2 separate regions of the Homo sapiens genome follow, and region 1 is linked to region 2. Evidence: chromatin loops called from intact Hi-C (ENCODE). Cell type or tissue: dorsolateral prefrontal cortex. All regions are shown on one strand. Links, peaks and the distances in the headings refer to the core of each region. The heading gives the core; the rest is flanking DNA.

Region 1 (2,500 bases), core at 1-2,500, 750 kb before region 2:
CCTTCCCTTGAGTGGGTTGAGGAGGAGGAGGAAGAAGAGGGGTTGGTTTTTCTGTATTAGGGGTGGCAGAGGCAGCAGAGGTGGAGGAGAGAAGGTGGAAGGGGAAACAGAAGAGGCAGGCACATTTGGAGTAACTTTTACTGAAAACAATCCACGCGTAGAGTGGATCCACGCTGTCCAAACCCATGTTCAAGGGTCAGCTGCACAGGGAGCCGCCCTGCTTTCTGTTTCCACTAAAGATTACAAGTTCTATCCTGATTTGGTCTGCCACTGCGTGTGTGCAAAGCCCCACAAAAGCTTCCTGCATGGCAGCTCTCCTCCGTGCGTCATGAGTATCTGAGTCACATGCCTTATTAGATGCACGGGCCAAGAGCCAGGTCCAGCTTTGGTAAAACATCGCTGGGCTACACAAAAGTAAAATCAATGGTATTTTGTTCCTTTAACATCTTGTTGCCTTTCTTCCTCCTAGATAATATCATCAAGAGGATATTTAATATTTTGAAATTTACCTGGGTCCTATTTCTGGCAACAGTGGACAGTTTCACTACTTGGCTTAACTCCATTTCAAGGGAGCATATTGATATATCTACAGTTCTGAGAATTGAACGATGCATGCTGACCAGAGAAATTAAGAAGGTAACACTGCTGGTGTAATTCTTTTTGCTCCTTCCCACATTAAGAAGACATTAAAAGTCAATGTCCAAAACTCCAGGTAGGATAAGACAAAGCCCTTTCTTTCCAGGCAGTTGTGGCATAACCCCTTTGCTTTTCTGTATATTTAAATCTATTCCACACTAAGAATTAAAATAATTAAATGTCATGCACATGCACCTACACACACACACGTCACAGAATGGCAACTTTATTCATCCTATCCCTCCCCTCACCACAGTTTGCAGGTGTACAGACTTTGCCTTGTTCTATATCCCTATATCTAATAGAGAATTATAGTTTTAGTCTAGAAAGTGTAGAAAGTGGTGTTTGTTTTCTCCCACCTGATCACTGAAGTCTGGAAAGTTTGATCTAAAACTTTTTTATAATAAAAAGTAGGACATACGCAGAATAACAAAATATATGGTTTAAAGACTGTATTTTAAAATAATAGTTCATATCTTGAAAGGTTACTATGATTTGGCAAAATTATCTACCTATAAGAAGACATTTACTTAGATCTACCTAGTAATGTTGGAAACCACTTATGAAATGAGTCGACATCAATCCCCACTTGCCTAGCATGGTCCTAATCCTTATCCAGGCATGCATGGGTATGAAAAGCTGTCTGTGTTGAGAAATGCCAGGTGGCTATACAGGTAGATGCCTCCATAAGAACTGTGGCAATGTCTCATTCTCCTCAGGGCAATGTTCCAACTCGGGAGAGCATCCACATGTACTATCAGAACCACATCATGAACCTTTCCAGAGAGTCGGGACTGGACACCATTGACGAGCATCCCGGAGCTGCTTCAGGTGCACAGACAGCCCACAGGATGGATAGTTTAGATTCACATGACAGTATCTCCAGGTATTTCACTTTCTAACAATGGGTTTACTTTTGACAAAGGTAAATGAGGTGGATGTCATCAAATATAAGAAATGAATGTGTGAGGTGAAAGTTCATCAAAACCATGCATGGACCCCCACCCTCTTCCAGCTGTCGCCATCTGTACAACAAACTATAAGGAACATTGTCCTCACCTAGAAGGAACCAAATAAAAGCAGATATCAATAAGACACTATTAGCTATACCTGTGTGACCCAAAGGCACAGTATAGAGATTTCCAGGCTGGAGGCAAGGAAGAATGATCCCTCCCAACCCCAAAGTTATTATTTGTGGGACATCTTTAGTGCCTTTCAAGATAGCCGATCCACAGTGTCTTCTACATTAGGGTCTTCTACTTCTGTTGCTATCCTTGATCTTTCCCTTCAGAATTGTTACCTTAAGTTTTATGATAAAAATTCCCAAAAAGTATTCTGTTAGCTTCCATCTTCTCTGAGTTTACTATTGTATGCATTGTTTCACAACAGGATTGTCAGATGACACAGTACTAATGGGTTCGCCAGGGGCCAGCACTAAGCACTGTACCTGGGTTACCTCATTTTATCCTCTAAGACCCTACGAGATGCATGCTATTATTATCCCTGTTTTGCAAAGACAGAATTCGGTTACAGGGAGATTAAGAAACATACCCAAAGTCACACAGCTAGGATGTATATAAAAGCGGACCCGCAATCCAAAATCATGTGGTTTAGCTCAGAACCCAAGCTCTCAACCACCCTAGTATGCTGTCTCTCATTGCCTCTTCCTGCACCGCAGACCAACTTACTGCCTGTCCCAGAAAAGCCTCAGAATTCTTTGCATCACAGTGTTCTAGATAGCTGATAACAATTGTACAGAGCTAGATTCTAAATTAAAGCAGAAGTCCCTGTCTTAGGAGGAAAAATCGCCTTGTTAGGGTGAAGCGCTAGACCAAATGAATTACACCTTATAGCCACCTTCATG
Region 2 (4,965 bases), core at 1,470-3,969:
TGGAACTTTTTTCTACTATATACTTTTCTATCATTTCCAAACCTCTATAATCCACTAGTGTTACCTTCATACGCAGAAAAAAAGAACCAACAAAGAAATGCATCATTCTTAACACTCACAGGTTGCTCACCTACAAGAATGCCTCCACCCTTACAGTATTTTTACATTTTCTAACTCAAGAGTATTCATTACCATTAAGCTTTAAAATTTACCATTAAATTTAAAAAATTTTAATTATCCCAATATCATGTTCAATATGATTGAAGAACAGAGTAAAAACGTAATTTTTAAAATATCTTGCAGTCTTCACCACAACCTTACAAAGTTACAAAAGAGGAGTGTAAAAATCAGACGGTGTCCTTGATGAGGAGGCTACGCCTCAAAGAGGTTCCATAGTTGTTCCAGGGTTCGTCTCTAGCCAATGGCAGAGTTGAGATCCAAATTCAAGTCTGTCTATCCTCCAAAACCCACACTGTTTGTCCTGCTGCCCCTCTACCAGCATTCAATAAAAGGCTGTTGCCTAACACAGATAATGCCTGCAGCTGCGGACCTGGTTAATGACTTCAAAAATAAAACTTCAAGCCAAATACCCATTGTCCAGATATATTAATTTTTAACCCAAATAATCAGACAGCTTCCCAATTTTCCACTTCATATGGACATATACGATAACTGCTACCATTTCTTGAGCATCTGCTTTGTGCCAAGTTCTGATCTAAGAGCTGTACTTCTTTAATCCCCTCCACATCCAATGAACAGGCATAGTTATTACCCTGTTTACAGAGGAAGCTGGGACAAGAGAGAAATAAAACTGCCCAAGGTCACAACTAGTAAACTGACAGAGCCGGAATTATAACCCACAATCCCATTTCAGCATCCAGACTCATACCACTTTGAAATGCTTTCCTGCCAAGGTTCTCTCATGCTTAATATTTGGAACTATAACGCTAAAGGCCATTGACGTAGCTAAAAATCTAGGTTAACTTGCTGACAGGTGGGCTATGAAGAGCCTGAATTTCAAAAAGCTTGTATTCTGAAACCATATTGCAGCCACATGCCAACTTCTAGCCACTAGTACGGTGTATTAGGTAATTAAGTTTTAGGCATATTATTCTTTGATGTTGAGATTTTCAAAACCAGAAAAAAAAAATTATTTTATACTCTCAAAAGTGACTGAGACCAAAGTAAGTTCTCGTTTTTATTGAATTAAACATCATTAGATCAATTTCACCGTCATTCCCACCCCCTTTTTTCCCTAAAGGCAGCATGGTATGATGAAGGGCCCAGACTTGTCCAAGACCGTTAAGTTTGGACAGTGAATTTCTCCAAGTGCTTCTCATCTGTGTTTTTCAAAAGTCTGAAAGGTGGCCGGGCGCGGTGGCTCATGCCTGTAATTCCAGCACTTTGGGAGGCAGAGGCAGGAGGTTCATGAGGTCAGGAGATAGAGACCGTCCTGGCTAACATGGTGAAATCCCGTCTCTAGTAAAAATACAAAAAATTAGCCAGGCGTGGTGGCGGGCGCCTGTAATCCCAGATACTCGGGAGGCTGAGGAAGGAGAATGGCGTGAACCCGGGAGGCGGAGCTTGCAGTGAGCGGAGATGGCGCCACTGCACTCTAGCCTGGGCGACAGAGCGAGACTCCGTCTTAAAAATAAATAAATAATAAATCTGAAAGGTTATTCTGAGAATAAAATATATGTAAAGTACTTGACATATAATAGGTACTCTACAGTTACTGCTCTTCAAACTTTAGCCTATTTCAGTTTACAATGTTTTGGACATTCTGGGCCCAATTATCTGTTGACCAGGTACAAGTGCTTAACTAGTTTTGCCTCCTGACAACAGGATCCAGCCCATATCCCAATATTTCAATCTGGTATAATCTTACCCTACACCCCCCACTCCAACCTGTACCCAATATAGAAGTACTCAGTATTTATAATACATGATTAGTGTCTAAATCAGGGGTCACAAATTCAGCTGAATACACTGATCATGCAGGTAACAAGTAAAACGGAGTATAAAACAAGTGATGGGAATTACAGGGGAAACTGCTACTTGGCTCCAGAAAATTGTTGCCATGTGGTAATGCAAGACCTTTGTTCCAAATCTTGAATTTTCAAAAAAAATGCCAGACTTTGTGCCATTTCTCCATTTACACACACACACACACACACACACACACACTCTGCAGCGCATGCAGAAACAGTGTGGATGTGCAAGCAGCCTGAAGATTCCACATATGTGCTTAAAGCACCTCATCTCTCTTCCCCTAGACTCGTTTTCCTTCTAAAATTATGTGTTACTATGTACAGTCACATGTAGCAAGTGGCTTTTAGGGCAACATTTGTCTCAACAACTGTCTTCTGGCCAGACTTGATGTCTGAGTCCTAGAACAAACCACAAGAGATTCAGGAAAGAGCTGAGATTTTCAGTGATGTCAACTACATCTGTGCCAGACCGATCAACAGACTCTGTGCTAACATCAGGCAGTGGCAGCATTGCTGCAATCATCAATAGGCTTCAGCAGCCTTTGCTAGAGACTGGTGTGCTAATTTCAGTTCTAGCCCTGGCAGCAACGGAAAGTCACTACAATGGGTCCAAGCTGCTACTCAAAGGAGAAAACAATATATTAGTACATGAAACGCATGAGAAACCCCAAGGGAATTAGGTGGAAGTTTGGGGGTGTAAAAAATGTTAGGTGAAGGTAAAGCTAGACAAATAATCATCTAAGATACACAGCTACGTGGCATTTTAAAACATGCAAAATACACTATAAAACTGATTATATAATTACATACACAGGCAGCAAAACATTGAAACAAAAGAAGGACAAAAATTTCAGGTTCGTGGTTTGACAGACGAAAATGTGGACAGGGAAGGGCATAAAGGTGGCTTTAATCATATCTAGGCTCTAAACCAAATACGGAAAAATAATGTGTCAAAGCTGGGGAAACTTCGTAAGGAAAAAAATCAAAGCAAAGGGAAAAGGAAACACTATTCTAAAGCCACCTCATCTCCATACTACTGTGGTATGGGAAACACGTTATGAAAATGTAAAACTTCATTTGCTATTGGTATCTCCAAAGTACTGTCTTGGAGTTAGACATCAAAGTATTGGATGGAAATAACTATTTACATATTTAAGCAGTTTAAACATTATTTGCTGAAAACATTTGCACTACTTCCTCAAATGCATAGATGTGACAGGCTTGTTAACTACTCAATGCAAATACTATTGTAGCTGTTATCTCCCCCCATCACCTTGTGATGCAAATGTTATAACAATGAACACAAATTTCTACCACCTTAAAGTTCACATCGGGAACCTTTAAGTACATATGCCAATATACTCCTCTCCCTGAAATACCCGTTCTACTCACCACCTATCTTAGAAAGGAACCACTTGGTCCAATTCAAAATTAAGGCTCTTAAGGCATTTCCTTCATTGCAGAATGTATAATCTCCATAATTTCTTAAAACATGCATAGGGAAACTCCTCCAGCTGAGGGATTCTATGGGAGTCCCAGTGTACAAGAACATGTCTCCCTTGCAGAGATAATTTACTTGATTAAACATTTAACTTTTAAAAGAAAATCTTAATATCCCAATAACTTCATAAAATTTGCTCAATGGCAAAGTACACAAAAGCACCCAAAGAAATACTTTGCAAAACTTTATTTTGATTCTCGTTTGTATTTGTTTTCATGTGAAATATATCCTTAAATTTAATTCAAAGTAGCTTAATACCCTCATATATTTATCTACATATTATATACAATTAAGGATATACATTTTGAATTAAAACAGCACAAAAAAGAAAGTTTGCTCCCCACAACTGTAATTCCTAACAAACCTCTATTTGAAACAAGAATAGGAATTCTTATTGCTCGAAAATACAAAAGATTCCAATTCCTTACCATTTCAACCCTCCACATTTTTTTTTTTTTTTTTTTTTTTTTTGGAACAATGTCAGTAACTCACTCTCTCTCTCACACACACACATTGTATTATTTTTCCTCAGGGTTCTTAAGTGCCTATAGTACATAACAATTTTTGTTCTTTGTAGAATTATAAACAGTATCAAGAATTTAGACCACAAAGTCAATTATAAAAAACTCTTGCTTTAATCATTAAATCTTAAAGGACCATTAGAAAAGGCCAGTCACATTCTGTTCTCCAGTCTTGTAGGTTACATAAGCCATTTCCATAAATTCTATAGCCTTCTTCTTAGAGTAACACACACTCTTGTTTAGGAATGTTCATGTTGGTTTTGTTCACGGACTGAGATTGTTAGTGGGCAGGAGTTTACTTCTTCTCAATTTTCTGGGAGATAAAGGGGGAAAGCAGTCTTCAAAAATTTAAGACCAAAAATCTTAAAGACATTTCACAAATAATAGTACTCCATGTAAAGTGGAATCAAAGGCATCACAAAATTGCCATACTTACTGTTTGTGAGGAGTCAATATTTGACTTGGACCAGGACACAAACTATGTCCTTCATATGGTAGATCACTAGGATCAGACCATCTAGATCCCACTTTCTCTGCTACTTCAGCTGTGTAGACTTGAGCTAATTGAACCTGTCTAAACCCGTCTCCCCTATTCCATAGGATGGAGATAAGTATTTCACAAGTTATCAATGATGATGAAATGAGCTGACGTAAAACTAAGTAATAAGCATGTTGAAAACGACATTATACTTGAAAACCACCTTTTGCTTTGAGAAATACATGATGGACAAAATAAATTTCTCAGGTAGGTAGGTACACTGGGTGTCAGCAAAATGGCAATTAATACTGAAGCCCACATTTCTCAAATCGCCTTTTTGCGATGACAGCTCATTTATTCACAAGTCAAAAATCTTTAGTGGTATTCCAGCAATCCTAACTTGACAAGCAAAGCTTTTATGCAATTTTTTTTAAGCAATACCTAACAGTGACTCCTGCAGTTTAAAGAAAAATA

What was found. Peaks named below come from ENCODE experiments on the same cell type or tissue, not always from the same donor. Only the 100,000 strongest peaks of a DNase experiment are listed, where the experiment ranks them.
Region 1: a loop joins it to region 2, with 4 times the contacts of the local background. A loop is called at or near these places in 1 of 110 quality-filtered maps.

What each region holds. Positions count from the first base shown.
Region 1 is chr18:10,713,786-10,716,285 of GRCh38, reverse strand. It overlaps PIEZO2 (piezo type mechanosensitive ion channel component 2), which reads left to right. Exons shown (of 56, transcript NM_001378183.1): 38 at 470-636; 39 at 1,356-1,522. Among named protein-coding and RNA genes, the nearest start is that of MIR6788, 45 kb to the left of the region's middle. In dorsolateral prefrontal cortex, for the core only: no CTCF peak of the experiment used is centred there; no DNase peak of the experiment used is centred there.
Region 2 is chr18:9,958,720-9,963,684 of GRCh38, reverse strand. It overlaps VAPA (VAMP associated protein A), which reads right to left. Exons shown (of 6, transcript NM_194434.3): 6 at 3,664-4,965. Among named protein-coding and RNA genes, the nearest start is that of VAPA, 47 kb to the right of the region's middle. RefSeq lists an enhancer at 2,992-3,510. In dorsolateral prefrontal cortex, for the core only: no CTCF peak of the experiment used is centred there; a DNase peak (open chromatin) is centred at 2,502.